Regions from separate parts of the Mus musculus genome. Here all the other regions are linked to region 1. Evidence: chromatin loops called from intact Hi-C (ENCODE). Cell type or tissue: heart. All regions are shown on one strand.

Region 1 (8,000 bases):
GATTCTTGTATTAAGCACCTACTGAATACCAGGCATGCAACAAGAAGTAGTAGAGGTTTGCTGTCATTCCGACAGTCTGGGACAGATGGCAAGTCCAGCAAAGGGAGAAAGAAACTCATAACAGAAAAGGTACGTTTTCCAGGTGACCCAGTTAAGAACTGGTTTTAAGTCATGTAACCACTAAACAAACAAACAAACACTCTCCGTATTCTCACCTAGACACACTATAAATGACTTTGTATGTCATGAGTCGTAAGTAAACTTTCAGTTAAAGTAAAGAGTGCAGAGGAGGCCCGGGAAGATGGCTCAGGCAGCGGAGAGCTTTCTGCACATGCACAAGGGCCTGAGGTATGATCTCCAGAACTTACATAAAAGGCTAACTCGGTAGTTTCCCCCTGTTCCCCAGCGCTAGGGATGGGAGAGCTGGGGTAGAGGATGGTAAGTGGATCCCTCTTCCTGGACATCTGGTCTACCTATCTGGTGAGTTCCGGTTTCGTGAGAGATGATTTCAGACAAGACGCCGTGGAAGACCCAGCTTTGACCTCTGGCACAAACACATAGATGTGCATACAAACCCACACTCATGAAGAGTGTGAAGTATTGCTATTCAGGGAGAGTGGAAGAGATGAAGAGGAAGCCATACATTATAATACATGCGGACACGATTTTATTTTATTTATTTATTGTTTTGTTTGTTTGTTTTGTTTTTTCGAGACAGGGTTTCTCTGTGTAGCCCTGGCTGTCCTGGAACTCACTCTGTAGACCAGGCTGGCCTCGAACTCAGAAATCTGCCTGCCTCTGCCTCCCAAGTGCTGGGATTAAAGGCATGCACCACCACGCCCGTCCCTGCGGACACAATTTTAAAAGCAAACCGCGGTACGAGCAGCAAAACCGAGAGTCCGCCTAAGAAGGTGTAGATTAGGTGGCTGTCTTAGTTACTGACACAAATCATAACCCAGGCACGGTGCAAGCGAGAGCTTTTAATTTGGGGATTCACGGTTCCAGAGATCATGACCATCGTGATGGGGAGCATGGCGACAAGGGGGCATTGTGCAAGCTCCAGGCAGAGAGGAGAGAGGGAGGGGGAGGGAGGGGAGGAGGGGGAGGAGAGGGAGAGGGAGGGACAGAGACAGAGAAAGAGAGATGGAGAGACAGAAAGAGAAGGAGGGAAAGAGAGACCGAGGGGGAGAGGAAGAGGGAAAGGAAGAGAATGCTAACTGGGAATGGCTTAGGCTTTTGAAACCTCCATGACATACCTCTTCCTAGAAGACTACACTGTCTAATCCTTCCAAAACACTTCAACCTACTGGGGAACCAAACGTTCAAATACAGGAGCCTGTAGGGACCATTCTCATTTAAACCATCACGGAAGCCCAGGCTTCCCCACTTTACTGACTCATTAATCTGATTCTCCTTCTCCATGCAATCACTGAAGATGCAAAATATATTTCTGCCTTGACACTATTAGCTGTATAACTCGTTTAAATGAACAAGATGAACAAGGGATTAACTTCCGTATTCTGAGAATTTTAAATTATTTGTGATTTCTAAAGTGTAAGTTTTATTTGAGGGAGAGCAGAAAATTTCAATTTCCAGGAAAATAATGTGGGCAATTCAAACCTTTTTAGGGATTTTCCAAACTAATTTTAAAACTGGGTTTTAAAACCGAGATAATTTAAAAATTATTTTTAAAGTACCCCTGCTAGCGTACTTCATGAAAAACTTCTACTAGGTAATATTCTGGCTGAGCACTAAAAATATTTTCAGAAAAATTTGTAGCGTCCATAGCATCTTTGTATCATAGGGTGACAGGACAAAGGGCCTCCACATTGTGAATGACAATGTTCCTAAGCGTCGCCAGTGCATGGGCCATAAGTATGGATAGTAGCTATAGTGTCCTCAATTGTGGTAGAGAGAGCGACTTAGCTTGGTTTCTGTTGCTGTGATAAAAACAAAACAATGTCACTAAAACCAACTTGGGGAGGAAAGGGTGTATTTGGCTCACATATGTCAGGTCGCAGTCCATCAAGTGACGCCAAGGCTGGAACTGAAGCAGGGACTATGTCTCCTTATGAATTGGCCCCTCATAGCTGACCTAGTGCACTGTCCTACACCACCCAGGGCCCCCTGCCCAGGGGTGGGGCGCCACCTACAGGCGGTCCCATGTAAATGCTCTCAATTGAATTTCCCTCTTCTTCACCTAAGTCAAGTTGGCAAAACCAAAGCGGCCCAGAGGATAATCAAATAACCCTAAAGCGATTCAAGAGTGATCCAGAGGTGCCTGCTAGTGACTTTAACAGCCGACGGGAGGCAAAACGGGAATGTGATTGGCAGATACCTTGCTTTTGCAACCTGGGATAATGTGGGTGAGACTTAGATCGGTGGCTCTCACCTTGTGGGTCGCAACCCCATTTGGGGGGGGGGGATTGAAGATCAGATATTTACATTATGATTCACAACAGTCGTAAAATTACAGTTATAAAGTAGCTACGAAACAATGTTATGGTTGCCCCGGTCACCACAACATGAGGAACTGTATCGAAGGGTCTCACTCAGCATCAGGAAGGCTGAGAAGTGTTGCTCTGGATGTTGTGGGTACCACCTACGGTGGGTCCTCACCTGCTGATGCCTTACAGAGGTAGGGCAGGGTAGTTAATAGTGACCCCAAATGAGTGTCAGATGGCTCATTTCAAGTTGTACTACCTGTGGCTTATTCAAGACCCACAGGGAAGCCATGCTAGCCCATTGTCTACGCTCACAGCCCCAAGTCTCACCACCACCCACAGCAGAATAAAGCTTTCTAAATGTGTGCTGGCCCTGCCGTGAGAAAGAGAACAGTATAATTATTTCCTGCGTGTAAGGCTCCATGCTAACACCCACATTCTGTCTCATGCCTTATTTTGCACAAACCTTCTTTTAGAGGGCAATCTTGGAAGTGTATGGGGAACCTCGTGGTCTGGGCCCAGAACAACCATCAGCTGTAGATATTGTACAGTGCTTTGCAACCTTTCTAATGGGCCCTTTAATACAGTTCCTCTGTGCTGTGGTGACACCTGTAGCTTTGTTTTCAAATCCCGTTTTTAATGATGGTTCTTAAAACGCTTTAACCTCCCTTTAGCCCACCACTCACCAGAGGAAGTGGACTTGTTTAGAAAGCTTTCTTGGGAGCAACTCCCATCTGTGTTGTCTGGAAATGGGCAGTTCAGTTCACAGGTCAGTAGGCGGCGGCAGCTCGATCCACTCGCAAACACTTCACAGGCACACCAGCATTTCCAGTTCGGTAGAGTCAGGTTAGCAACAGCGGTGACACGAGCTAGCAGAGACAGCCAGGCCTCAGCCTCAGCTTGAGCCAGCAGGAGGGACCCAGAGGGACACCAGGAGATGTTGTTGGCTGTGCCTCTCTCAGGAAAGCGAAAATCAGTGAAGATGCGAGACCCACAAGCATCGCACAGGTAGCTGTAGCAGCAAGCCAAGCTCTGTCTCTGTCACTCCATGGAGTCCTATTAATACTCTCCTCAGTGTGGCACGGGCAGCCAGTCATCCTCTGAGTCTGGACAAACGCAGCTCAACTACGCAGTGGAAGGCGGACCAATACAATCGTGTTGTTAGCAAAGAATCCTTCGTCACGTGTCCTTTCACGTGACACTCCTTCACGTGCTTGCCCCAGCAAAACGCCATCCAATACAACTGGCTCTCCAAAGAACCCTCAAGATACCACTTCAGATCCCCCAACGATAAAATTGTTTTCATCACTACTTTATAACTGTACTTTTGCTACTATTATGAACTGTAAGTATCTGATGTGCAGGATATGGACCCAGAGGTTGAGAACCATGACCTTAGTCCATTAGTCTGCAGTACCGTTCCTCTCCACAAGAGGGCTTTGCTCTTGCTGCATTTCTGTACGGAGGCTGCTTTCCCTTCTGTGGTCCGACTATATTTTCCAGCCTTGCAGAGACTGCCCTTTCCCACACACCCATCTGAGTCTGCCTTCCATCACTACGGCCTTTCTTCTTCTTTTTATGTCCTCATCTTCCTGACTCGGTCCTCGTCCTGTCATCTGTCTCTTAAGCCAAAGACTTAGCACATAACAGGCATTTCTATTTCAATTTCATTCACCCACCCATCCAAGAAACATTATTGAAAACCTAGTTATGGGGGCTGGAGAGATGGCTCAGTGGATAAGAGCACTGACTGTTCTTCCAGAGTTCCTGAGTTCAATTCCCAGCAACCACATGGTAGCTCACAACCATCTGTAATGGGATCTGATGCCCACTTCTGGTGTGCGTCTGAAGACAGCTACAGTGTATTCATAGAAATAATAAATAAATTATATATATAAAGCCCAGTATGTAACTTTCTTCATCCTCAAACAGAGTATAACAACAGTCAAACCACTCCCAGGCTTTGAAGCCATGCAGAGCTTTACTGTGGAGTAGATGTCTCGTCGCTGAAATGCTCTGATGAGGTCAAAGAATTCCTGGAAGAAATAATGCCTGGGCGGCTTCCATGGGTGCCCAGCCCAATACAAAGGCTGGAAGTGTGGCTCAGACTTATAATGAGCCCTGTCAGGAGTGTGTGTGGGGTCACTAGTCCCTTTGGAAGGGGTGCAGTGTAAAGATCCTCCTCACTTCACAGTCCTCCGTCTGTCCTTCTGGTCTGGAGATGCAGCCACACGGACTGCCTCATAGCTCTTCAAGGAAAGTCTGCTAAAGTGCCTCACACAGAGCCGTATGTTTTGCTAGGCTAAAAAGAGCTAGGAACATTAGTTTCTCATTCGAAGCTGGATTGTGATAAGTTATCCTACTTAACTCAGTGGTCACTCTGCAGACCAAGAAATGTCTCAGAGACCAAGGAGTGTTACCCAAGCCTCATTGTAATTAGGTCTACATTGTGAGCCCATGTATTGACTGGACTAAACCAGTTTTGTAAGAGTGGCTGCCTTGGGTGGAAAGGGACAGAAAAGTCTGGCTTTGAAGGGTAGGTTATCAGACTGACCTTCGTGATGATTGCGTGTGTGTGTGTGTGTGTGTGTGTGTGTGCATGCGCACATGTGTGTGCACTTTGCCCCAACTCTGCCTGCTTAAAAACTTCTCCAAAGCATTTGTGCTTGAGCTGCACTCCCTCAAAGTCTTGTTTTACAGAACTCATTCGCATGTAAGAGTATCCATTTTTCATCGTGTTTCTTTTTCCAAAGAACTCAGCTCGCCTGGGGAAAAGAATATAGTGAAATATCCGTGAGTTTAAAAGAAGTCGATTGTTTTGTTTTTTTAATTTGCTCTCAGATTTTTAATATTCATAGTTAATTACAACCTTAGGGATGTCTTCAGCTTTCAATCTGACCTACTTCAAATCAGTGGAGAAAATAGCAAACATTCCCCCTTAGCAACCATTTATAATAACTTTGACTTTTTCCCCAAACCCAGAGGAAACACTGCTTGATCCTGGGCCAAGTTTGTCAGGAGCTATTTGGGTTGTAAACCTCAGTCATTCTAGGATCCAATTGGAAACACACAACATTTATTGTTATATATATATAATTTGCAATAAGGATCATGATCTCCTATGATATATAGTGATCAGAAGGACAAGACGTTGCTGGCAGGGATAAGACCTGGCAGGGATTTTGAAGATAAAACCATACATTGCCCCATGCAGGGTCTTGGATTTTCGTAAAGAATCAAGTCCGTCATTACTTTACAGGGATTTTGCAACCAATAATCTGGCTGCCTGACTCCCTGCTCTTTGTCTCTTGGCCTGTTGGGCTTTAAGCACCACGCATTGGGGAGGTAGGAGTGTCACTTACAGGATGAGGCACCCTGCACTTCTCTTGAGTGTGGAGATAACGGGAGGATCCCTGGGAGGACGTGGGGTCTCTTCCCACAGGGTGTAAGGATTCAGAGCTGTGGGCAGAGGCTGACACCTTCATCTCTTCTCATTCTAGAAACTACTTAGAACATAAGAACTAAGTACTTAGCTGCTATCAAACCACCCTAGAGATACTTAGCTACACTTGCCCCCGGCTCCTCCCTACCTCAGAGGTATTTAGAAGACACTCCCAGTCCAGGGGCATTCCCCTGCAAGGGTTTATACTGATGGCTTCTCGGTTCTACCCTTGTCCTTTCTTGTAGAGGAATTTTTTTTTTCCGAGACAGGGTTTCTCTGTGTAGCCCTGGCTGTCTTGGAACTCACTCTGTAGACCAGGCTGGCCTTGAACTCAGAAATCCACCTGCCTCTGCCTTCCAAGTGCTGGGATCAAAGGTGTGCACCACCACCGTCCGGCTTGTAGAGGAATTTTAATCCAGCAATGTGGCTGCTCTGTTGAGGGATCGTATCCAAACGTCTTCTAGGTCTGTGTGTTCTGGCTGGAATACAGAACCATCCTTAGTACACTCCTCTAATCCCTAACAATGCCGGTAAGGTTAGTTCGTAGAGGGAAACAGCCATGTTTGAAAGTGATGTCTAACTGAGTGGCAGACAAAGTGGTGAATCAGAGAAAGATTTGACAGAATGAGTCAAAGATAGTATGTGCTCAACTTTTTCTTACCTCAGTCAAATGGCAACTCCATCCTTTCCATGACTGAGGCCCCAGACCATCTTGGATGAGTCCCTTGCTCTTTTATCCTGGGGAACATTCCCTAGGCTCCATCTGCAAACGCCACTTTGCTACCCCATCTCATCCTTCATTCAGGCACCCACTCCTTGACTGGCTGCACTGCTTCCATCTCTGCCCTTCCAGGGTCAGTCCTTAACACAAGACACTACAGGGGTCACCCGAAGTAAGGGGGAGTTCGCCTCATCCTCAGCTTTGAGCCCTGTGATTCCCTGTTATGGTCTGTATATGCTCAGCCCAGGGAGTGTCAGTATTAGAAGGTGTGGTCCTGTTGGATTAGGTGTGTCACTGTGGGTGTGGACTATAAGACTATCACCCTAGATGCCTGGAAATTATTCTTCTACTAGCAGCCTTCAGATGAAGATGTAGAGCTCTCAGCTCCTCCTGCACCATGCCTGATTGGATGCTGCCACGCTCTTGCCTTGATGATAATGGACTGAACTTCTGAACCTGTAAGCCAGCCCCAGTTAAATGTTGTCCTTATAGTTGTCCTTGGTCATGGTGTCTGTTCACAGCAGTAAAACCCTAACAAAGACATGCCCTATCTCTTATTTGCTCGCTCTGCACTAGAAACATGTACAACAAGATGCCAGAAGCATTCCCAGGCTTGAGATTCACACCAGAGACTCACTTGACTGAAAACCTTGCAGTCAATTGTCAAGTGCAGCCAAGCGCGAGTCCACCCCACAGCCTGCTGACCCTTACCCCAGCCCCAATCCCTGGCCAGCTTTCTGAGAACCAGACTCAGCCTGCACTCATCCACTGGCTCTGTGTGCTCCAAACGGTGATCTCCTTATTTAGGACCTTTCTGCTTCTCTCTCCTCTCCCTAAAGGCTTTCCTAATAAGGTTGGCCTCCTGTGCCCCTCATAGGAAGGCTTCTAATCAGACCTGATTCACTATGTCCTGCTTTGCTTGATTGCTGCCTGTGCCCTGGACAGCTCTCCACCTGACCCTACCTGCCCTTGGGGGTTGGAGGTGAGGTGGCACAGAGTTAACGACACAGACTCTGGGAGCAGGTGAGAAATGCTGTAGCCAGCTCATCTGAGCACTACTGCAAGCTCCTTTAATACCCTCCACTCACGCCCCCATTGGGCCCAAGAAAGCATCTCTTCTAAACAGTAGTTCCCGATTGGCTGGTGTTGTCTGTGCCAGCAACCCCTGATCTCTCAGACAGTGCTCAGTGAGGTCCACCTGCAGGAGATGCTTTTGTGACTGCGAAGTCCCAGCATTGACATAGAGGTGGCCCCGCCATTCCTGCTACAGCTTGATTTTTCTCCACCACATTATCACAATCCTTATCCTGATTATCATTATCCTTAGCAATAGTTCCTAGCCTCCCCGTCCCCCCATGAGCTCAATCTTCTTTGTCAGCAGTTCAGTTGGGTA
Region 2 (8,000 bases), 430 kb before region 1:
GCTGGAGAGATGGCTCAGCAGTTAAGAGCGCTGACTGCTCTTCCTAAGATCCTGAGTTCAAGTCCCAGCAACCACATGGTGGCTCACAACCATCTGTAATGAGATCTGACTCCCTCTTCTGGAGTGTCTGAAGGCAGCTACAGTGTACTTACATATAAATAAATAAATAAATAAATAAATAAATAAATAAATAAATATTAAAAAAAAAAAAAGAAGAAAATTCCTCACAAGAATGCCGGTAGCCTGGGTTTTGGCTGATTCTAGGTACAGTCAAGTTGACAAACAAGATTAGTATCAGATATAAATAGTAAAAATTAGGATATGACTTTTGAATGTGTTATTCAGAAAAAGGACAAAGTGAGTCCCGGGTAGGGTGGGGTGGGGGTGGACATTGGGGGCTGTGACAGAAACAGCTCGTTCTCTCATTTACACAAGAGGCATCTCACAGAGGCTGCATCCGTGTACATCCATCACGATGGTGGTACAGCTAACATCCGTGCCAGCCATGATGGCGGTACAGCTAAAAAGCCAGCACACAGAGAGGGCTGTGGGACTCACCCTGCCCTTGGGCCATAGGCAGGTCAGACAGAGAAGCTGAGTTCCTGGTGCCTTGCCCAGACAGGCGCACAGCTCGAGGCTCACGACCAGTGTCCAGTCGTGGCTAGGCTGGCACGCTGTCTGCCCACCCCAAAGTAGATGTGTATCAGGTCTTTCCAGAGACTTGGAGGGTGTTTTGAAGAAGCAAACCCCCAATATATTTCAGTACATACCTCCACCCCAACCCCCGGTTTAAAATAAACATCATAGTGGACTTTGAAAAGGAAGAAATATCCTGAAAATACAGGTGGGAAGGAGCCGGTGAAAAGGCTCCTTTTTAACGGCGCTGAAGGTGGTGCGGTTGGACAGTGGCTAAATGTCTCTGGTGACTGTCGGGCTGTTAATATGCTGGAGGGCAGTGATGGCACAAGCCTTTAATCCCAGCACTTGGGAGGCTGAGGCCGAGGAAATTCCACGTCCTTAACAATGGGAGAATCTTGAAAAGACAAAGCCCTGAAAGAGAAAGAAGGCAGGAAGTGGGTCTGACGTGCGCCAACCGAGTTTCGGGTTTTGTTTTGTTTCTTTTTTCTTTTTCGAGGCAGTGCGTACGGGAAATTTTATTTTGCCCTTACGTACACACTCTATCACGTTTCAACCTCAAAACCCCGGATAATAACCCTAACACCTCAGTCCCAAGGCTCAAAGCGGACATGGCCAAGTCAGCTCCACCTGTACAATACATGCGTGGAACCCATGTATTCCACATCGTCTCTCAGAGCGTGATTTGTCACTGCACGTCGAGGCACCAGGAGAAAGCTATCACGAATTAACTTTTCAGCACACTAACTGTTAATCAGAGAATTTGTTACAGGTCAATGAAACTAATTGACAACGACCCAAACTCAGGACTAAGGTTTTCATACTATAGTGATAGACACTGGGATTTAATTACACTCTCCTTTACATGTGCTATTATGAAACCAAAGAGTCTTAATTTCGTTAATTAAATTACACTTCATAGATCTGGTGATGATTTGAGTAAATCCAGAACTGCGCCCTTTAAACAGCTGCACTGTTAGCTTCTGGCCAGGAGGTGGCGCTGTGCTTTTCATTTAAGCCCATCGTGACGTTTCAAGCTGGTTGGTTTACCCCATAAACTCTTAAGTACATAGGTGGTACATTGTGAACTTCATCACACGACTGTCCATTGACATTACCCTACATTAAAACGTTAGAAAAAGTGAGTTATAGTAATGGGGTCATATACATTCATAAAAGGGATCTAATGAACACAACATGGTACTCGATGGTTGGGCACCAAAATAGAAACTTAAAAAGACACCACTGCTTAAAACCACAACGCTCACAAAACCAAAACTGCGTCGAAAGAATTATGTTTTGACTGGATCCAGAGTTCTTGACTGACAGCCTTCCTTTTCAATGCTGGGGGGAAAAATGTCAGCGCCACCCTTTGCACCGCGGTGGCTAATGAGAAAAAGCTCTTGCTGGTCCCCTATGGGTGATCCTAGGAGCTTTCTTGCAATGCACACAATTGGTGTTTCTAGTTTGCTGGCGGCCTTTGTAGCTGTTTGGTATGTGAGAAAAACACTAAGCTCGGGGAATTCACACTGTATTCCTCATATCCCAAGGTCCCCGGACAGTCTGTCTGCTTTTGTTTGTTTGGTTTGTTTTTTTGGTTTTTTGTTGTTGTTGTTGTTTGTTTTGTTTTTTTGAGACAGGGTTTCTCTGAATAGGCCTGGCTGTGTAGACCAGGCTGGCCTTGAACTCAGAAATCTGCCTGCCTCTGCCTCCCAAGTGCTGGGATTAAAGGCGTGTGCCACCACTGCCCAGCTACAGTCTTTCTTCTTTTCTCTACTTTACTAGCAGCTTTTTTCCTCCCACTCATCCTTGTCCCCCTCTTCTTCCTCTTCTTCCTCCTGCTCCTCCTCCTTCTTTTGAGACAGGGTCTCATTATGTAGCCGAGGCTATTCTGGAACTCCTTCTGTAGACCAGGTTGGCCTCCAACTAAGTGATCTGCCTGCCTCTGCCTCCCGAGTACTGGAACTAAAGGTGTAAGCCATTGCACCAGGCGTTTAGAATTGTCTTTTAGAATGATCTGTACACGACGTCCTTTCAGTTGTAATTAGCAGTGGAAATATGCAAAACTGCACTGGCTTTTAATCATTTTAAAAATATCTTCTGTACTTAATTCTTAATCTCACCCGGAAATTTCTGGTGTGAGATTAAGACCTCCTTGCCCAACATCCCTGTGCCCACAAGGGGGCAGCAAGGGGCAGAAGCTTCTGGGTGAGATTTAGTGCATGGTAATCTATCTTTAACAGATTATTGTTTGGGTCCCTTCTACACGATTCTGTGGAGTCTCGAAGGCTGGCTCTGGGAAATGTTACAGTTTGAATGTGAAACATCTCCTGCAAGCTCGTGTTTCGGGACATTTGGTCTCCATCTGGTGGCGCTGTTTCGGGAGGCTGTGTAATCTGGACGCTGCACCTAGCTGACAGGCGAAAGGTCTTGAGGGTTATCAGCCAGCTGTTCCTGGCTGACGCCATGGAGCACGCATCTGCCCGAGGCTCCCGCTGCCAGGCTGTGAACGCTGCCACAGTGGGCAGTGTCCTCGCGAGAGAAATCCTTCCTTCTCTAAATTGCTTCTGCCGGGTAGCATCACAGCAACTAGGAAGGCGAAAATACAGAAAGACGGAGCCCTTGAGAGCTGCCTTGCTCCTTCTGTACCACAAGGGGGCAGTAAGAAGGCACCATGTGAGGAAACAGGCTCTCACCAGACACTGAATCTTCCAGGACTTCCCCACCTGTGGTTTTCAGCCTGAATGGGTAGAGATCTAGAGATAGTCATCCCCGTCCTTGGTGCAATAGCCCCCAGGCCACCCCTCTCCCAAGTCCTCATAGTTCCCTCTCTGAAGCTCACTTAGTTCCCAGCCCTTTGCTGTACCAACGAGGTAAAGTCTACAGTCAACATCTCCCTAGTCTGCTATTTGTTCTCTTTGCTTCTAGTCCCTATAAGCCGTTCTCTATCGCAAAGGTAAAAGTAAAAATGTTTATTATTAATGTATACGTGAGAGAGAGAGAGAGAGAGAGAGAGAGAGAGAGAGAGAGAGAGAGAGAATGACAGGTGTGGTTATAGGATAACTCCATGGAGTTGGTGCCCCACATCTAGGGACAGAAAGAACTCAGTTTATCTTCATGGCAAGCATCTTTTTACCCACGTCAGCCACCAAACTTCTAAAAGCACAAGTCAGTTCTTGCCACTGCTGGATTAAGAGTTGGAAAGTTAGGTGCGTGTGGTGGCACAGGGCCTTTTTAGTCCCAGCACTCAGGAGGCAGAGGCAGGCAGATCTCTGAGTGCGAGGCTAGCCTGGTCTAGAGGGAGTTCCAGAACAGCCAGGATTACACAGAGAAACCCTTTCAAAAAATACATAGCAAAAAAGAGAAAATAAAAGAATCTGTAAGTGGTATGTCATTGCACTTTTAATAAAATATAACATCTTTTTAAAAAATTTTAAATATTAATTAAAATTTTTGTATATGAGAGTTTTGCCTCTATGTATGTATGTATGTATGTGTATGTATATATGCATGTATGCATGTGTGTATGTGTGTATGTGTGTATGTATGTGTGTATGTATGTATGTGTGTATGCATGTATATATGTGTGTATGCATGCATGTATGTATGTGCGTATGCATGTATATGTATGTGTGTATGTGTGTATATGTATGTGTGTATGCATGCATGTGTGTGTATGTATGTGTGTATGCGTGTATATGTATGTGTGTATGCATGCATGCATGTGTGTGTATGTATGTGTGTATGCGTGTATATGTATGTGTGTATGCATGTATGTATGCATGTGTGTATGCATGTATGTATATATGTGTGTATGCGTGTATATGTATGTGTGTATGCATGTATGTATGTGTGTATGCATGTATGTATATATGTGTGTGTGCGTGTATATGTATGTGTGTATGCATGCATGCATGTGTGTGTATGTATGTGTGTATGCGTGTATATGTATGTGTGTATGCATGTATGTATGCATGTGTGTATGCATGTATGTATATATGTGTGTATGCGTGTATATGTATGTGTGTATGCATGTATGTATGCATGTGTGTATGTATGTATGTATATATGTGTGTATGCGTGTATATGTATGTGTGTATGTATGCATGTATGTGTGCATGCATGCATGCATGTATGTATGTGTATGCATGCATGTATGTGTGTGTATGTATGTGTGTATGTATGTGTGTATGTATGTCTGTGCACCATGTGGCCAGAAGAGGATATGTGCTCCCCTAGAACTGGAGTTATGAATGATCATGAGTCATTCAGTGGGTGCTGGAAACCCAACTTGGGTTTCTCTGCAAGGGTAGTGAGTACTCTTAACTATGCCAGTCCCGAAATAGGCTTCCTATTCACAGTCTACTAAGCCCCTACGTGATCTACCTGCTGTCTGTTTCAGCCACTAATGCTTATCGATTCTTCCCGTGGTCACTGCGTTCCCAGCACCCCTTGCTCCTTTTCCTCTCTGTTAGTGCTGTCTTATGCTGTCTCAGGGCCTTTGCACCCACCTGCTCGGTCTCACCTCCTCTAAGAGAGCCGCTAACTTCTTCTCTTACTCATGAAACTTTTCTTAAACACTGTTTAATTTTATTCGAGCTCTCTGATATCTTCTGGCACTGTACTGGCTGGTTCTGTGTGTCAACTTGACATAGGCTGGAGTTATCACGGAGAAAGGAGCTTCCCTTGAGGAAATGCCTCCATGAGATCCAGCTGTAAGACATTTTCTCAATTAGTGACTAAGGGTGGGAGGAGCCATTATGGGTGGTGCCATCCCTGGGCTGGTAGATTTGGGTTCTATAAGAAAGCAGGTTGAGCAAGCTAGGGGAAGCAAGCCAGTAAGCAGCACCCCTCCATGGCCTCTACATCAGCTCCTGCCTCCAAGTTCCTGCCCTGTGTGAGTTCCTATCCTGACTTCCTTTGGTGATGAATAGCAGCGTGGAAGTGTAAGCTGAATAAACCCTTTCCTCCCAAACTTGCTTCTTGGTCATGATGCTTTGTGCAGGAATAGAAACCCTGACGAAGACAGGCATAGTTACTTATTTGCTAGCGTGTGCCTCCACTCCCTACCCACCCCCTTGAGGTATAAACTTCACAATATCAGAATTGTTGCCTCTTGTTCATTAGGATGCTGGAAGAGGTGAAAGGAATCAACTCCTAGTGAGGTGGTCTGTGGAGGGCAAGGCAGGACTTCACATTGCCATACTGCACGTGGACAGAGCCTGGCTTGTGGATGGCCTTGACACTCTACGGAGGGGAAACTGAGGCCTGGAAGTCATTTGGTGACTGAGGACACATAAATGCCAGACACTGTGCATGGCACCAGGGCCACAAGCATGAACGAAGCAGGACTCTTGCCTTCCTGTGGATAGTGGACTCAGGTCAGCACCTGGGAGCACAAGCCACTGGCCTTGTAGGATGGTTGAATAAACGGTGGGGAGCTGACTGAGGAAGAACACAGCACCCAAGGAGCAGTGTGCTTCCTCGTGGACGGTGGGATGAACATTTTGAAAAGCTTGCCACAGAGGATGGTATGTGAACGAGGCCTTTGAATATGACGAGGACTTTCCCAGGTCTGGAAGGGAAGATAGGAGCTTTACAGGGAGGAGAAAGCGGAGTCCGAGAGACACATTCGGAGTTGTCAGCTATTGTCGAGCGGGCTGGACCATCACGACATATATTCATGTTTGTATAAAAGTGAACTTGGCTAAGGAGCTGGATGAATAGACTTCATTTTCTCAGTGAATGAATTTCTGATCTATCTCCAAGAGTCAGTGAAAGTTTTCTCTGGCTCGTCTAGGCTCTTGCAGGCTCTGTGTGCTTTTTCTTAATTAGCCTCTCCATTGGAAAGAACCGTGATGGACAGACAGCAGTTTGTGGAAGGGGAGACAAGGCAGGGTGAACTCACATACCCGTCTGTGTGCTTGCTCATGGTGCCGAATGTGTGGCTGGCGGCTATTCAGAAAAGCCTGTCACCCAAGGGCATGAATTGGGCATACTATGTTGAGCTAAAACTGGCTTAAGCCTGTTGTCCATTGTCCTTGGAAGCTGGTGTCCTTCTTTGCTGGATTCCCAGCCTGCACAGACCTGGGTCCTTTAGCCACACCAAGCATGGCTCCTGAGAATTTGTTACCTGAAAATGAGAACTGGGTCCATAGGTGTAAGGGTTCTTTTGTGTCTTATGTAGGTTTTGTCCTTTAGCAGTGGGAGAGATCTCTACACTCAGCCAACCAAGGAAGCCGTTGGAAGCTGGGACACCTCCCCGACACATGTACACATGTCACTCCTCACAAAGATAATCCAGTGAGGGAACTGGGGTGCAGAGCTGGAACACCTCTTGCCCTGTGGTGTCTGGACATTTATCTATATTCTGTAGGGTGAGGCCCAGGGCCAGGTCTCCTTTCTCCTTCTTTAACTGAACCAGGCAAGATGCTCTTTGTGGATTAGGTTGCTTTAAGTGACAGCAGGAACCAGACTGGATGAGGCAAGAGCCAGGCTCTCTGAAATTCCCACAGAGGAAAAACCTACTCGTAAAAACAAACCCTAGAAAGGTGGGCTTCTTTTGAGCGACAACTGTGGAGTATGCCACCTTGGATGAAAGTGAGAGCTATCAAACGTGGTCCTGCTCCAGTCCGGGGTCCATGTACCGACTGAAGAATGAGCTTTCTCTCATCTTCCCTCCTTCATAGCATCGTGACTCAGTTTATCTTTTCCACGTACCAGGGCATTCATTTCTTACGTTTTTTTCCCCCATGTCTGAAATATTAGCTCCTTTCAAATAGCAATCCTATCTGCTTACTGTATTTACCCACCAAGAATGGCTTGTAGTTATGCAGTAAATGTTTACTGAGCAGATGAACGAAGGACAGCACCCAGGCTTCTATGCATCCTGTCTGGAGAGGAGGTACAGCATCAGAACTTACCCAGAAGAATCAGATGTTTGAGCCTCAGCTCTGGGACCAAAGTTCCCAAACTGTCAGTTAATAAATAAATAAATAAATAAATAAATAATAAAAAGCCACATCATAAGGTAAAAACTATTTAACTAAAATAAATGTTTGGTATGGGGTTTGCAACATAGCATGCTGGTTAGTTTTGGTTTTTTGGTTTTTTGTTTTGTTTTGTTTTGTTTTGTTTTGTTTTGTTTTCTCCCCATCTTGATGCAAACTGAGGCCATCTGGGAAGAAGGAATCTCAGCTGAGAAAATAACCTCTATCAGACTGGCCCATAGGCAAGCTTGTGGTGTGTTTTCTTGACTAATGATTGATGGAGTGGGGTGTGGGCTCTGCTGATTGTGGGTGGTGCCATCCCTGGGATGGTAGTCCTGGGTTCTGTAAGAAAGCAGGCTGAGCAAGACAGGGGAA
Region 3 (8,000 bases), 220 kb before region 1:
CGCTTCCTCCCCATAATTTTTATATGACTAAGGGTGCCAATCTTGTCCAAGATGTTTCTCAATCTTTCCCAGTTCTAAATTAAGAGAAAAAAGGGGGGAGGGGACATTTTCCCCCGAGCCTTGTTCTGGTTTTATTTGCATTTCAGCTACCAATCCATGCCGAATTTGGCCGGACACAGGAAGTGAAGCATTTTCGAACTTTTTCTTCACCCTGATAATTTGCTTGCTACATCTCAGGTGTATCTGGGCCTGTTTCTGGGATCCGTGCTCTCTGTTAAAAAGCAGCCTTATTTCCTACGACGTCTCTGTAATGTTAATCTGCATTTTCTGTACTTTCTGAACCTCGAGATTGTCTTGGTGAGTAAGTTGGTTCCTCCTCCTGATTTCGTGCGCAGTTACACCGGCTGTTCTCACTCCTTCCTTATTCCCCGTGAGTTTTGGATAACTTTGTCAGCCTCCAGAGAAAGCCAAGGGTAATTTGGTAGGACAACAAGCAGCACTGTCTCTCTCATTCATTCCTGTTTTCTTACACGTTCCTGTGTTAATCGGGATGACCGTGTCTACACTGGGAATACAATTAGGCCCCCAAATCTCACTAGATTATCTCAGTACAGTTTTATTTCTCCTCCATGCTGATTTCAACATAGAAGGGGCTGTGCCGTGCAGGTCGCTTTGATCAGACAGCTCTGCTGGACAAGAGATGGCTTCGACATTCTTATATCTTTCTCAAATGTCCAGCCCCCTCTGAGGTGGAGCCCTAAGCCTAACCCCGGCCAAAGGGCTTTGAGCAGCTGTGATGTATCTGCTTGGGTCACAGGCTTGAAAATTGGTATCAGTTTTCTCCGTGATCGTGGATGGTTGAGATCATGGGCAGAGTTGACAGAACCAAGGAGAGATACTCATAGGCCCCTTCACTACAGGCTGGCACCTGCCTCGAGTCAGCCCGACTGGGAAGCTGAAGAAAATCTTTACTGTGTCAAGTACCGAGAGGTTCTGGGGCTAAGTTGTTACTTCAATGTTAAGGGAAATGTCTATATTAACAAAATAATGTATACAAGTAAATTTCTAGGCTTGGGGAGGGTGAGACTCTCACATGTCATACAGAGGGCATTGAGGAATATAATACCAGAACTAGCCAGAGAGGAGGCTAAAAGGGCTTGGCTTGCAATCCTCTTGACCTTGGAGTTCTGTAGCAAAACACCATCTAACACAACTGACTCGCCAAAAACAAAAAACAAACAAACAAACAAACAAACAAAAACCCTTAAGTTTCCACTTCGTGGGGGCGGGGTTCAAGGCAAAGAAAGGTATAGGGCTGAAAGTCCACTGGACTCTGAGTAGTCGTAGGCTCTTCATGGGTTCTCGTTTAGATGTCCCTACAAGGTTCACGTACCTACTCTCGAGACGCCCCGCCCCTCCTCTCCTCCATTGGTCCATGGTTGTGCATGCTACCTTTCTGGCACCAGGATTGGGTGGTCTCATACTACTCATGTACAATGGTCCGTTTGCTGTACTAGCAGAGACGTGGCTGCTGGTAGCTGGGTTCTGCCACCAGCTGAGGTGGGCTCCCAGCACCCCCTCCCCCCATCTTTGTGGTGTAATTGAAAAAGACAAACTTGCTGCAAGTGAAGGAAAATGACTTACTCCCCTGCTGCTCCCGGCCCCCCCAGCAGCAGTGGGTACACAGAAGCAGCTCTCTTTTTGTGTTTAAGTTTGATTGCACCGGTTTCCGTTTCTTAAAAATCAAAAGCCCCTTGAGTGAGAAAGTTTCCATGCTTTACCACTACAGAACATCTCCAGGAAGCCTCCCTCCACCCCACCCCACCCCGCCCCGCCCCGCCCCGCCCTGCCGCAGCCCCGCACAGGCTGTGGCCATGAGCACCTGGCTGTGGGATTTCTCAGCATCCTCTGGTTTTACCGGGGGGATTACTGGGGATGAGGTAGCTAGAAATTGGCTTATGCTTTTATCCCCAGCCAAGGCTGGCCAAGCTTAGGGATAGCTGCTTTGAAAACAGCCTTGCAAGTGACAATACTATTAAAGTCAAATATGGTGATCCCTACTCCAAGGCTAAGGGACCACCACAGAAGACAGCAGAGAGATCGTAAGAGGCAGATGTCAGGGAAGCCTGGGAAAATGATGTGACAGGACACAGTCGCTGTACTTTTGGGTTCCTAGCAGCTCGACCGTGGAAGTGGGAGGAGCTCCCCCGCGTCTACCGTTAACTGAGAAGCTATTGACAGTTCACGGCTTCTAGTGGGGGAAGAGTCAGTCTTCTTTAAGGGTGTGACCCATGGCTCGCTGTCGAGCACACCCCAGTGGAGGATCTATACCCATGAGTATATGGGCAGCCCAAATGGGACTCAGTGGACTGGGGGCTGGGAGAGGGGATGGAAAAAGATGGAGAGAGATGGGGAGAGAGATGGAGAGAGAGAGAGAGATGGAGAGAGGGAGAGAGAGAAGGAGAGAGATATAGAGAAGAGGAGGGGAGGAGAGGGGAGGAGAGGGGAGGGGGGCAGTGAGGTGAGGACCTGGAGGAATTAGGAAGAGTGGATATGATCAAAGTACATTGAATTATTAATTCTCAGAGAATTAACAAACTATTTTAAAAGATTAAAACAAAAAAAAACAAAAAACAAAAAAACATTGATTCCAATTTTTGCATAATCGGGTCAAGAAAAAGGAAAGCACGCCTTCATGTCCTCCTCTCTGGGAAGGTTCATTTCCCACAACTGACTCTCTTCTCAGACTCATAGCATCCCCTCCCCCATCCTCACTCTCAGCTAATGAATTTTCTACCCTTTCCCTAAGCTGCACCCACGCACCCGGCCCTGCTCGCTGCCCTCCCAGTGCCTACTGCTTCCCTACAATGCCTACTAGAACTTTCTGTGACCATATACGTGTCCTGTCTCTCTATCTCTCTTCTGTACCATGCCACACAGTGGCTGCAATGATGGGGACCTGAGGATGTAGAGAAGTCTCGAGGTTAGCTGTGAAGGGACCAGAGACGTGGGGTGGAGAGTATAGAGGGAAGACGCTCTCTCCATGTTTGAGGGGGAAAGGATGAGAATGGTATGTTTCACATGTTATGTAAATGTCCGTTCTGTGTGGAGCCGTGTCTTCCTGAGTCAGAAGACCTGCTTGACACCTTCAGGTCATATCTGACCCCGCATAGTAGCTGTCCTTGCTTACCTCCCCGGCCGGGGGGTGGGGGGTTCCTATCGCCTTGTCCCATGGCTCCCCGGGGGGCTGGGGGTGTCCTATCGCCTTGTCCCATGGCTCCCCCGGGGGAGGCTGGGGTGGTCCTATCACCTTGTCCCATGGCTCCCCCCGGGGGGGGGGGGTCCTATTGCCTTGTTCCATGGCTCCCACGGGGGGCTGGGGGGGTCCTATCGCCTTGTCCCATGGCTCCCCGGGGGGGGGGTTGGGGTGGTCCTATCACCTTGTCCAATGGCTCCCCCGGGGGGGTCCTATCGCCTTGTCCCATGGCTCCACGGGGGGCTGGGGGGGGTCCTGTCGCCTTGTCCCATTGCTAACGACCCTGCTTCCTCCATCTTGAGTCGGTTATAAGAGCATCATTTCTCATTGACTTCTACTTCCTGCTGTTGTTAAAGCGTCCAAAGCCATCCTTATTGCTGTTCTTTGTACTACGTTACTGATTTTCCCATGCCTTTGTGCCATGTGATTTCTGGATTGCATGGGGCAGTATGAGGCATGCTAGGGACCCAGCTGAACTTTTAGTGTAGATTGGGGAGGTTTGCTTGAATTGCTCTTCTGTTTCTTCGCTTCTGTTTCTTTAGCTCCCATGTTCTCCACCTCCTATAATTAAGACACCAGGCCTCTTGGCGGATCACTCACTTTTTCTTTCTTATCCTCCCCTCCTCCTATCTCCTTTTTTGTTCTACTGTTTCAGCCGACCTACCTGCCAACCCTGATAGTCAACTTATTGTTTCAGTGACATATTTCCATTTTTTAAGCGTTCTCTTTTTGTTTTATTAATGATCTATTTTTCTTATAGCATCTGATTTTGGCTTTCCAGATCAGAGATCTTCTCTTACTAGCATCCCCTATACAATCTAAACCTCCAAAGCATTTTTAATAATTTTTATCTTGCCCTTTCATGTTAGACTCTTTCTTCAAATAGTCCTTGGCTAACCACGTATAGCCAAGAATGGGGAACTAAAAGGAGATGCCCAGAATCTTAGCATATGTTCAAGAATAGTGCTTGTAGACATGACATCATCATCAAGAAAATGTCAGAGACCTTTTCTCTTGGTCTAGTCATAGCTTCTGACATGCTATCCAATCTATAGTTCAGAAGCTGAGCTGGAGCAGGCCAGCGATAGAAGTGGGGTGATCCCACAAGTCACTGTTAGATTTTTATCCAATACCAGCTCCTCTTCTCTGTGTCTTGTTCTTAACCATCCCACGATGCCCTGGTTTATCCTGTTCTTATGCCTGGGTGGAAGGGCCAGGGTTCTTCTGAGAGAGATGGGAGGGGAAATGGCTAGTTATGTGCTTTGTAAGCCATTCTTAGGCCCACCTACCTCTTACTTCCAGCTGAATCCGGATTACACGTGTCTGACCCCTTGGGAACCTGTACTGGCAAAGTTGTTTCCAGGTCTCTGCCAAACAGGAAGCAGCTGTCACAGATCTCCACCAGTCGCACTGTTTAGTGGTTTTCCAGCTTCTTGATTGTGTGTGTTGGGGTTGGGCAAGTCATTAAAGAGTCTTTTAACTGTTATAGTATACAAGGTTGCAGAGAAAGCAGATCTAAAAGCATAGCGATCAGATAGCAAAACCCAGAAGTGCCCTCTCTCTCTGAGGGTAGATGAAAGCCTGGCTTAACCACAGTACAACACGACCCTCCCATTGGCCAATCTGTGGTTGTGTCTTGGTCCTGATTCCATCTGATCTTTTATTCATATTTCTCACTGCAGATGGCCTGAGTTCTGGGTCCCCACGGGGGGGCCTCATGTCTTCTTCATTTAAGGTTCTCTCTCTCTCACTCACTCATGTTTTTAGCATACAAAGTCACATCTCAGAGAATGGCATGAATGGGTCAGGGTGCACCTCAGGCAGTGCCCCACACCCTGGCAGGATACACAACATTCCATTCCTGTCCTTTTCCACTTTTTTCCATCCTCCTCTTTTTCCTGGTCACCAAGTGCTAGTGCTCCCATGGGCTCATCCTTGGGCTTCTCAGCTTTCTCTTTGATTCTGCGGCCACTGCTTCTCATTGCGTCTTTGGGCTGAATAGACCTATGCTGTCTAACACAATGATGCCAGCCACACACGCTGTTTCTCCTAAGTGCTGATGACAAGGCTCTAGCCTCAATCTTCAGTGTCACTTGTGCGTGAAATTGCAAAAGTCCTCCTTGGCACTTTTATGCTTTGACATGGTAAAATTGTGAGGTTATATATATATTTGGTTAAATAAAACACACTATCAAAATTAACTTTGCCTGCTCTCTCCCTTTTGAGGATAGGAGGGCTACAAGCATACCAGGTTGTATCATACACATACCAGACGGTGTTGGTCTAAGCACTGATGGCTTTCCCAAACTCTCTGAGCACAGACTTCTACAAATGCCTGCTTGACAGACTCACACTCGGATGTGTGATGAACTTCCCAAGCTTCACAGATCCCGCATGGAATCCCAGAACCTCCCCCAACCCAAATTCTTCCTCCATGTTTGCTCCTATCACAGTGGAGGTACCACAGCTTATAGCTGCTGGATGTTAGAATCTCTGTTGACTAGGCCTGGATCTCACTTTACACATCCAGTTACCTCCTGACATAGGTGGAGCTAGGCAGCCTCTCTCCTTAACCCCACCTTGCCAGGGCAGCAGCTACATTTGTCCCTATCTTAGTTAGGGGTTTACTGCTGTGAACAGACACCATGACCAAGGCAACTCTTATAAGGACAACATTTCATTGGGAGCTGGCTTACAGGTCCAGAGGTTCGGTCTGTTAACATCAAGGCAGGAACATGGCAGCATCCAGGCAGGCAGGCATGGTGCAGGAGTTTCTGAGAGTTCTACATCTTCATCTGAAGGCTGCTAGCAGAATAATGTCTTCCAGTCAGCTAGGATGAGGGTCTTAAAGACCATGCCTACCCACAGTGATACACCTACTCCAACAGGGCCACAACTCTTAATCCTGCTACTCCCTGGGCAGAGCATATACAAACCACCACAGACCCAATTCTTTCCCTTCACAGTAGCCAAATAAATTCTGTTATAAACTCTGAGCAACCAGATTGCTGTCCTTCTCTAACACTTGAACCACCATAAACTCCAGATCCCCACTGTGGTATAGCAGGCCCTACAGGATCAGAGCACTGGCCGATTCTCAGAATCCCTTTCATCCTTGGTCCCATGGTCAGTGCACATCATCCAGGCTGCTCCTCTGCAGCCTCTCCAGCAGATGTCTGTCTTGGAGACGTTGTTCTTTCCGTCCTCTCCGCCTAGGATGTTTAACCTACAGATTTCAAAAGCCTGCTCACTGACATGTCATGCTATGGAAGGGACCTCTGCCAGTCTCCAGACCTCGTCTGTACTCGTTACAAGTACACAGTGCTTAACACCTGGCTCACGTTGTTTATCTCTGTGTTTATTTTCTGTGTCCTCCACAAATATGAATGACTCATGCTTCCAGTTTTCCCAGCACAGCAACATTGGCCAAACACAAGCTGATGTTCCAAAGCTACAAAACAAACAAATAAATAAACAAGGAAGGAAGGAGGGGAAAGAAAAAGAGAGAGAAAAAGTCTTTTTTCCATATTATTTATTTATTTATTTTTCATATTTTAAAAAGATTTTATTTTGTGTATATGCACAAAAGTACAGTACCTGTGGAGTCCAGAAGAGGGCGTCAGAGTATCTGGAACTGCAGTTAACAGGTGGTTGGGGTCCTCTGGAAGAACAATGAGGACTCTTAATTGCTGAGCCATCTCTGTCCAGCTCCAACGTTACTTTTTTTTAAAGATTTATTTATTTATTTATTTTATGTATGTGAGTACAGTGTTGCTCTCTTTAGACACAGCAGAAGAGGGCACCAGATCCCATCAAAATGGCTGTGAGCAACCATGTGGTTGCTGGGAATTGAACCCAGGAACTCTAGAAGGGTAGCCGGTTGCTCTTAACCACTGAGCCATCTCTCTGGCTCCCCAAAGTTACTTTTTAAATGATAAAATAAGTATATGGAGGGACTGAAGGTGTTAGAGGGTTGGAAGCATGAACCAGTTTTTCTGTTAGTGGGACAGAGTTTTGAGGGCCCTGCCAGGGATATGGTCAAAGCCTGGTACAGATCCTGTGGTCCTGCCTGCTGTTCTGGGTAGATGGAGTCAAACCTCTGTTTATCATCAGCTGGGCTCCTTCCCATGAGCCCTTAGCACAAAGCAGCTTCTCCTTAATCCTTTAATCTTGTTCCTATTGTGATTACAGCAACATCACCATCCATCGCCATCGTCGCCGTCATCATTATCATTAGTCATGGATTATCGATTCTTGCCTAAGCTCACCTGCCCTGCCCCTGTGCTGGGTCTGTTCTGGGTGTGGCAGATAGTGGTCAACAGCCCTGCTCCTTGCTGGAAACAATGGATGTTAGACAACATTCTGTCTCTACCTCCTAATAGACCAGAGATGATGCTGAGCAACACTGGCTACTACAGCCGTCTTAACAGTTCATAAAGCCCCACCGGTCTTCTAGGTGGATTTAATTACCAAATTGTTCTAGTTAGAAACATGTGCTGACTATATAGTTCTACTCAGTGATCAATCTTTGTTTTGATACATTCTAGGGTCTGGGTCAAAATGCATTTCTATAGCAACCTCTAGCTCTTTCGAAAATAAACTTTTATTTTCATTCCATAAGCACTATGTTTTGATTTCAGAAACCTGAGAATATATAGTTAAGGAAAAAATGTAAAAGCCTATGATTTAGCTTCACCTCTCACATCGATGTGCACAGGCTCCAGGCTCACTTGGAAACACGTCT
Region 4 (8,000 bases), 370 kb before region 1:
TTGGTTTAATTCTGACTTCGGCAGTCCTATCCTCATTATTTGCACCTCGTGACCCCAACACTCAGATTTCTTTTAAAAGGAAACACTGCCAATGGAAACAATCTATGTATACTGTGTCCTTTCACCTTGTCCCATGAATACCCAAGGCAGTTTTTACCATCGTCCAGACGTGGTCACTGCCGTTGGTTTGTGGGATATGCTCACTTCATTCAGGACCTAAGGAGCACACCTTACTGCAATGTAGAAACAGAAAGCATCCAGTGGAGCAATGGACAGGAAGGGCTTCTCAGTAAACTGCACTGGGGCTTGGGAGGCAGGGTACGGGCCAGGAAATCTTTCTTGTTCCACTACAACACAACTTGGATAACACAACTTGGGGAACACTTCTGTACTGGCTGGTTTTGTGTGTCAACTTGACACAAGCTGGAGTTATTACAAAGAAAGGAGGCTTCCTTGAGGAAATGCCTCCATGAGATCCAGCCGTAAGGCATTTTCTCAGTGATCAAGGAGGGGAGGACCCAGCCCATTGTGGGTGCTGCCATCCCTGGGCTGGTAGTCCTGGGTTTTATAAGAAATCAAGCTGATCAAGCTAGTAAGGAACATACCTCCATGGCCTCTTCATCAGCTCCTGCCTCTTGACCTGCTTGAGTTCCAGTCCTGACTTCCTTTGGTGATGAACAGCAGTATGGAAGTGTAAGCTGAATAAACCCTTTCCTCCCCAACTTGCTTCTTGGTCATGATGTTTGTGCAGGAATAGAAACCCTGACTAAGTTGACTTTTTCCTTTTTATTTTATTTTTTTAAGATTTATTTTTAGGGCATGGTGGCGCATGCCTTTAATCCCAGCACTTGGGAGGCAGAAGCAGGCGAGAATTTCTGAGTTCGAGGCCAGCCTGGTCTACAGAGTGAATTCCAGGACAGCCAGGACTATACAGAGAAACCCTGTCTCAAAAAACCAAAAAAAAAAAAAAGATTTATTTTTATTTATATGAGAATACTGTAGCTTTCTTCAGACACACAAGAAGAAGGCATCAGATCCCATTACAGATAGTTGTGAGCCATCATGTGGTTGCTGGGAATTGAACTCAGGACCTCTGGAAGAGCAGTCAGTGCTTTTAATTACTGAACCATCTCTCCAACTTTTTAGTTTTTGTTATTTCTAGGAAATGCAGAGCCAATATAAGACTTAATGAGACTCACAGTATATCCTTATAGCAATATTTGTATATTTGCGCTAGTGTCTCTTCCTACTCTGAGCCTGCCTTGATTCCCCGCTAATAGCTATTTTGACTTGTCTCAGTTCTGTGCTTCCTTAGTCTGCTGAGATATTTGTGCATACATTCATGTAGCAGGCTGCCTGCAAGCCGCCTGGGACAAGGCAAATGATATTCATAAGTGAAATACCTCTCAGGACATTCCCTCCCTCAAATGTGGCAAAGGGCATGAATAAACAGTCTCACGACGTTCTGTGACCCAAATGTCATTACAAATTTTGTCTTATTATGTCAAATCTGCTAAAGACACTTCACGATTTGTCAGCCGTTGCACAGCAACCAGTTAGGAAGCATGACCACTCAGAGAAAAGGCAGGCTTAAAGAGCCATGTTGAGTTTAGGTCCCAAAAGATCACGCACTATTCTCTCTCTGTCGTCTGTCCCTCCCTCCCTCCACCCTCCCTCCTCTCCTCCCTCTTCCCTTCCCTCCTCCCCTCCCTCCTCCTCCTCTTCCTCTCTGTTCTCTCCCTTTCTTTTCTTCTTCCTTCCCTCCCATTCTCATCTTCTTCCCTCCCTGAAAAAACCCCTGGTCCACCCTTCCCTATCACCTGTGTACCATTCCCTCTCTACTACTATGAGAACAAACTTGTGGTAGTTCACTGGAGAATGAGATAAGCTGTGTAAAGCAGAGTTGAGTTGTCCTAGCTGTGGCTACACTAAGTTCTGTAAGGAGTGAGCCATCATGTGACCACAGATGGATAAGTATTGTGTCCCACTCGACTGGCAAGAAAGACGCAACAAACCGGAATTTTCCGCGGCAAAAGCTTTATTGCTTACTTCTTCAGGAAGACCCCGAACTGGGAAAATGGCGCCGCTTTTATAGCCCGCAGCGTGACGTTTCAGCACCTGATATGGCGTGACAGCTCCTGATTCGTTGCTCGCCCATGACCCCACTATTACACCCCGAGAATGGGAGTGACTAGGAGTGAGTTCACTCTCGCACCTGCATACAAGGCTTGTTTACTAGTTAGGCACAGCGGAGGCCAGCGCCACGATTGCTCGCAGCACGGCTCTCCACAGATAAGTAAACCAAGCTGAGAGCAGCTGCTCCCAGATGAGCAGAAACACCCAGTCACAGAAGAATAAGTAGGCAGCTGTTACTTTAATCCCTTCAGCTTTGAGTTGTCTTGTTACATGGCAATAGCTAATTGATACAGATTCAGAAACATAGGTTGCATGACTGTTAGTGGTAGGCCTGTAGAATAGGAGGCTATTTTATTTATTCCTGGTTAAGGGGTTTTTCTACTGGCCCATCCTACTGGCCCATCTTGTGTTCCTCTGGAGAGCTGACCCCTCATCTTTAAAAAAGTAACCTCTGGGACATTGGGACTTCTAGCACAGTCAACAATGGCCGTATGGGGTGATGGATGGACATTTTTAAAAGATTCCAAGATTATTGTCTATATGAGTGCTTTGCCTACATGACCTATGTGGACCACATGCCTGTCTGGTACCTGCAGAAGTCAGGATAGGATGTGGGATCCCTTAGAACTGGAGTTACAGATGGTTGTGAGCCACCACGTGGGTGCTGGGAACCGAACAGAGGTCCTCAGGAGGAGCAGCCTGTGCTCTTAACCACTGAGCCATCTCTCAGCTAAGCCATCTGGTTAGCTCACGACAACGAACATCCTCACTCATAGACAATCCATGCAAATTTTGGAGAATGGATCTCTTTGAAGATAATCAAATAATCCCTGATTGTTTGGTAACTAGGTGGCATCACAGGCTACCTGCCTTGTCTCGGGCCATTTTCATAAACCCAAATGCAGTGAACTCTATTTAACTGTCCCCCTTAATATGTAGCATTACTCTGCACCGCTACACTTTGCCATCTAGAGTCAGGAGAAGCGTGAGCTGAGACTTCCTGGGTACTCCTGCTCCGTCCCAGAGTTTGTATTCCCTTGGCCTGATGTTTCACTGCTGACTATGACACAAAGATGTTGTCTCCAGCTTCTGCCGGGCTTGGCGGCTCACACTGTGCTCAGTGTTAGGCTCTGGAGGATCTCCTAGCAGCATAGTACGAAAGGTCACGTACGGATGGGACAATTAACACGTCTCCTCCCCATGAATGAAGTTTGGTGTAGAAAAGGGCAAAAACGGTGCCAGAAATAAATGGCTGGCTTATAAACATATTTATTAAATGCATCATGCTGGAGCAGCAGATGTGAGGAAGACAACGGCTGAAAGCCAGCGGCGGGTTGCTAAGTAAATTAACTGTCTTGTTGCTGTTAATGAGGGGCTGCACTGGCTGGGAGTGGCTGCAGAATTGTACATTTCTCCCGTTTGTTTTTCAATGGACCGTGATTGACTCTGGGTATTGTTTGGATAAATTTTCTCTGTGATTTTGATAGAGTTGGTCATTTTCCCCTAAAAGAAAACCCCGATAAGCCTGAGTATTTTTTTTTCTGACTCCATGATTTCCTAACGTCTTCATCAATGGTGTCAATATAATTTATGATCAACCCTAGTCCTCTACTCTCTTTGAATCTTGCAAAAATTACCACCAAGTAGAATTATGTCTGACTTAGAATAAACGGAGAGAAGAGTCTAGAAAACAGTAATGGCTGTTAGTTTAGCAATCCCGTATCATATTGTTAGGGCAGAAACGGGCACTCTCGCAGTAAAGTCACTGATTTGATTAGGAAGACTGATCATTACGCACTGTAGCAATACCCACAGCCCTGGCATCCTTCCCGCTTCGTCTTTAGGAAGATATTTTCTGGCTCGGTTGAGAAGAAGAAGTCATTAGAAGCTCCAGTAAACAATTCTGTGTGGGGTGTCCACTCGAGCAAGCAGCTGTCCTTTGAAAACTGCCTTTCTTGTTTGGAGGCTCCCAATTGCGCAGTCAGGAGGTTGTGTAAAATCAATTAAGCCGGGGATCACAGAATAATCAGCTCTGAGAACTGCTGGCCCAGCTGTGATTATTTGCCAACGGTGGCAGCTTCCTCCTTTATGCCTTTGTCACTCCTGCCCACGCTTTAGCCTTCACCTCCTGGCAGGGGAGGTCCCTCCCCATCCCCTAAGCTTCTTTCCTTCAGCCCCTGGCTGGTTCAACCCCCGTCGTCTCTCCCCGGTTGTCTCGCGTGAGTCTTCCCCTACCTCTGGCTCTCAAGAGCCTGGAGGAGGACTCCCTACTGCGGCGGAAGGCTGGCGCTTCCAGCCCTTCCACACCAGCAGGTAGGAAGCGAGGAGGGGCGGGACTACAAAGTGCTGCCGTTGCTATGGCAACCCGCACTGCTCTTCAGAAAATCTGACCAGAGGAAAGGATCCTCTGGTCTTTTGATGTATCTACCCTTCCTAATCCGACCTGTCCTCAGCACAGGTTAGAGGATCATCGCTCCTAATTTTCCACCCCACCCCTAAGGAAATCTCTTCCGCTGAGGCCTGAACAACAGAAATGCCTCCCTCCCCCAAACAAAGCTTCCGTTAATAAGAAAGACATGCATCTCAAACACTATTTTTTCTCCTATATGCGTATACATATGTGTGAGATGTGAGCATGTTTGTGTTCCCGTGGGAGTGTAAATGTGTACATGGGGGTACATGTGCATGCGCACACACATGGCTAGAGCTCTAATCAGGATGTCTTTCTCAATTACTCTTCACCTTAGTTTTTGAGACAGTCTCTCTCACTGAACCAGAGTTAACTAATTGGCTAGGTTGGCTGCCCAGTGAGCTCCATGCCCACTCCCATTACTGGGCAAGACACCACATGTGATGGGGATATGAATTTAGGCCCTAACGTCGACACAGTGGGTACTTTTGAGCCATCTCCCTCCCCATAGGATTCTTACACAAAAAAATGCTGTACTAGGATATTCAATATTACAATTTTGTACACCATTTGGCTGGGCAAGGTCATGGTTCTTTTTGAGGTACAAGATTTATTTCAATATTCATCAAGTACTAAGCCCTGGGTTGAACACCACAGTCTGGTGGTGCGCTATCTAGCGCAATCACAGGCAGATGCCCACAACGGGGGAGTTGAGACTTGCTAAAAGGTCATGTGGTGCTTCTAGGTGCAGGAGCCTGGGGGTGGGGGACGGGGTTAGGGAAAAGGTCTTATGTGAACATACGGTGCTTTTGAAGGACTCCGAGCCCACCTGACCTAGAGGCATACCTTACTATTTTATAGTTAGTATTCAAAATAATGGGTTTCGTTAGGATGTTTTGCTCATATTTGACTCCTAATTGCCCTCGCTTATCCCCCCCCCTCTCTTCTGGTAATCTTAAAGAGCTACCCAACAATTCTTCTAGACTTATTTCCTCAGTTGTAAAACGGGATTATATAGTAATATATGGACCGAATGGTGCCCATGCCACTCGAGTTCATACTTTGAAGCTAAGTCACAACACCACAGCCCGGTGGTGAGCTAGGATGTAAGTACTCTTAGAGGTGGGAGTTTTAAAATATGCGTACGTATTTGGTTACTTATGCATACACATGCATGTGTATGCACTATCTGGCACTTTCAGAAGTCAGACAAGGACATTGAATGTCTTGGAACCAGAGTTACAGACCGTGCTGAGCCACCGGGTGGGTGCTGAGAACCAAACCCCAGTCCTCTGAAAGAACTGCAAATGCTCTTACCCTCTGAGCCATCTCTGCAGCCACTTGGAGAAGGGATCTTCTAAAGCGGGGAGAGGAAGTTGAATGGAGTCATGAGGGTGTGCCAACATGACTGTTATGGGAAGAAGAATCTGAACACAGACACCTATGGTGGGAAGAGAGTGTGAAGACACGGGGTAGACAGCCACCTACGAGCTAGGAGAGATGTCTGAACAACTCTTTCCACACGGCCCTCACCGCTCTGGATGCTGCAGTCTCTAGTGCTATGAGGATGCAAACTGCCATTCAAGCCATCCAGTGTGTTTACTTAATACAGACCGCCTACAGAGGCACCTTGAGGACCGAATAATGGAGTACACATAACAGGCTAGAGAACATGATAAGCTTGTTACATGGCAGCCATTATTAGTTATAGAAATCAAGTAGGCTCTGTTTTAAAGGAGCACACATTCCAAACTCACTTGTGTTACTAGCTTCTGATTCTGATCCTCCTCCTCCTCTTCCTCCTCCTTCTTTTATTTATTTATTCATTTATTTTTTTATTTTTTCAAGACAGGGTTTTTCTGTCTAACAGCCCTGGCTGTTCTGGAACTTGCTCTGTGGACCATACCACCCTCAACCTCACAGAGATCCACCTGCCTCCTGCCTCTCTGCCTCTCTGCCTCTCTGCCTCTCTGCCTCTCTGCCTCCTCTGCCTCCCCAGCCCTGGGATTAAAAGCCCAGTGCAGTATTAGATTCTTGAAGTCATGACAATCAACAGATTCCTCTGGTGTGTGAGAGCCCTTGTCTATAACTTCTACTCGGATGCTGAAATCTTTCAAACATGTTTCATTGGTCCTGATATTGTTGAAAATTGTGCATCTAAATTTCTTCCAAGGAATCTAACAGGCCCAAGGGTTTCTCTTGAACTGGGTGTTAGAAGCCGAATGTGTACTACTTATCAATAGGTGTTTCATCTTGCTGTTCTAATGTGAGGGCTCCCTAAGGACTTACCTGTTCACACTCACATTCCCCACTACTGGAAAAGCCTAGCAAATCAGCCTTGTTCACTCCCATGAGCATGTTCCTGAACACAGAGTCTTACATAACTGTTCCATGCTGTGAGGACTCAAATTTGTCTCTGGAACTTTAATTATAATTTAAGAATATGCAAATTACTATCATTGTTTCCCTTTAGTTATGGGACAGCTGCTTCAAAACAATTAATGAACAAATCATGTAAATGTAATTAGTTAGGAGAAATACCATTCTCCAAACCGAAAACAGAAGGAACAGAATTCTATTTACAATTTTCCAGATTTTGTTTGTGTATTGAGTTTATGGGACCTGGCTCCAAACAGTACATTATCATTTATCATGTCCTATTCTGACATCTCTCTACTTACTTTCCTAAGAGCAAAACTTATTTAATGTCTTTTCCCCCCTTGAGGAAAAAGACATAAACTGCAGAGAAAAATGATCTTTATGCCTTCCTATCTAAGAAGACACCACTGTTGGAAATGCAAGGAGAGCAGAGAGGAAGATGGGAAAATAATGGATCATTCATTGGCCCCACTTTGATGGGACTCCTTCCATAAGGATGGGGAACCTATTACCATACCCGTGCATCTAGGGTGTATGGAGCAATTAGCTTTGCTGTTAGGATGTGAAAGAACAAAGAGTGATTTCTAAGCAAGCCTGAAGAGGGCAGTGTCTTCTGTCCTCACTTTCCTGCATCGGTTCTTCAAGGTCTCCTGGTAAAGATGCATGGTCTAGAAACCTTGCAGATAACAGACGACGTGAGAAGAATGAGACTCAGGGGGAGAGCACCAGCCGTCAGACACATGAGTGAGGCTGTCTCCCACTGCTCAGCCACTATTCAGCTCCGTAAAGACTAAAAGCAGAACAAATCTGCTAAATACAGCCCAAACTGTTGATCCATGGAGTCAGAAGTTAGTGTTCATGTGCCTGAGGTCGACCTTGGATGTCTGCAATAACTCTCCACCTTATGCTTGAGGTAGAGTCTCTTCCTGGACCGTAATCTCACTGATTCAGAGAAACTAATGGGGCAGCAAGCCACAGGGATGTTTCTGCCTCCTTCTTCCCCACAGGGATGTTTCTGCCTCCTTCTTCCCTGCTCTGGGATCATAAGGACACATGCTGCTGTGTCCCAGGAGCA

Evidence for each region. Peaks named below come from ENCODE experiments on the same cell type or tissue, not always from the same donor. Only the 100,000 strongest peaks of a DNase experiment are listed, where the experiment ranks them.
Region 2: it touches region 1 in a loop (5-fold over the local background); 13 of 42 quality-filtered maps call a loop at or near these places.
Region 3: a loop joins it to region 1, with 2.6 times the contacts of the local background. A loop is called at or near these places in 5 of 42 quality-filtered maps.
Region 4: it touches region 1 in a loop (2.4-fold over the local background); 6 of 42 quality-filtered maps call a loop at or near these places.

What each region holds. Positions count from the first base shown.
Region 1 is chr15:97,231,285-97,239,284 of GRCm38, reverse strand. No RefSeq gene overlaps it. Among named protein-coding and RNA genes, the nearest start is that of Pced1b, 12 kb to the left of the region's middle. In heart, CTCF peaks have their summits at 2,144 (motif pointing left) and 3,867 (motif pointing right); no DNase peak of the experiment used is centred here.
Region 2 is chr15:97,659,141-97,667,140 of GRCm38, reverse strand. No RefSeq gene overlaps it. Among named protein-coding and RNA genes, the nearest start is that of Rpap3, 43 kb to the left of the region's middle. In heart, CTCF peaks have their summits at 1,624 (motif pointing right), 2,790 (motif pointing right) and 3,289 (motif pointing right); DNase peaks (open chromatin) are centred at 560 and 3,110; H3K4me3 peaks cover 647 bases; H3K27ac peaks cover 430 bases.
Region 3 is chr15:97,452,547-97,460,546 of GRCm38, reverse strand. No RefSeq gene overlaps it. Among named protein-coding and RNA genes, the nearest start is that of Gm41393, 50 kb to the right of the region's middle. In heart, a CTCF peak has its summit at 6,849 (motif pointing right); a DNase peak (open chromatin) is centred at 4,606; H3K4me3 peaks cover 364 bases.
Region 4 is chr15:97,603,225-97,611,224 of GRCm38, reverse strand. Gm41394 (a long non-coding RNA gene) reads left to right here. Exons shown (of 3, transcript XR_875642.2): 3 at 1-15. Among named protein-coding and RNA genes, the nearest start is that of Gm41394, 13 kb to the left of the region's middle. In heart, a CTCF peak has its summit at 7,512 (motif pointing right); a DNase peak (open chromatin) is centred at 3,234; H3K4me3 peaks cover 876 bases; H3K27ac peaks cover 512 bases; H3K27me3 peaks cover 323 bases.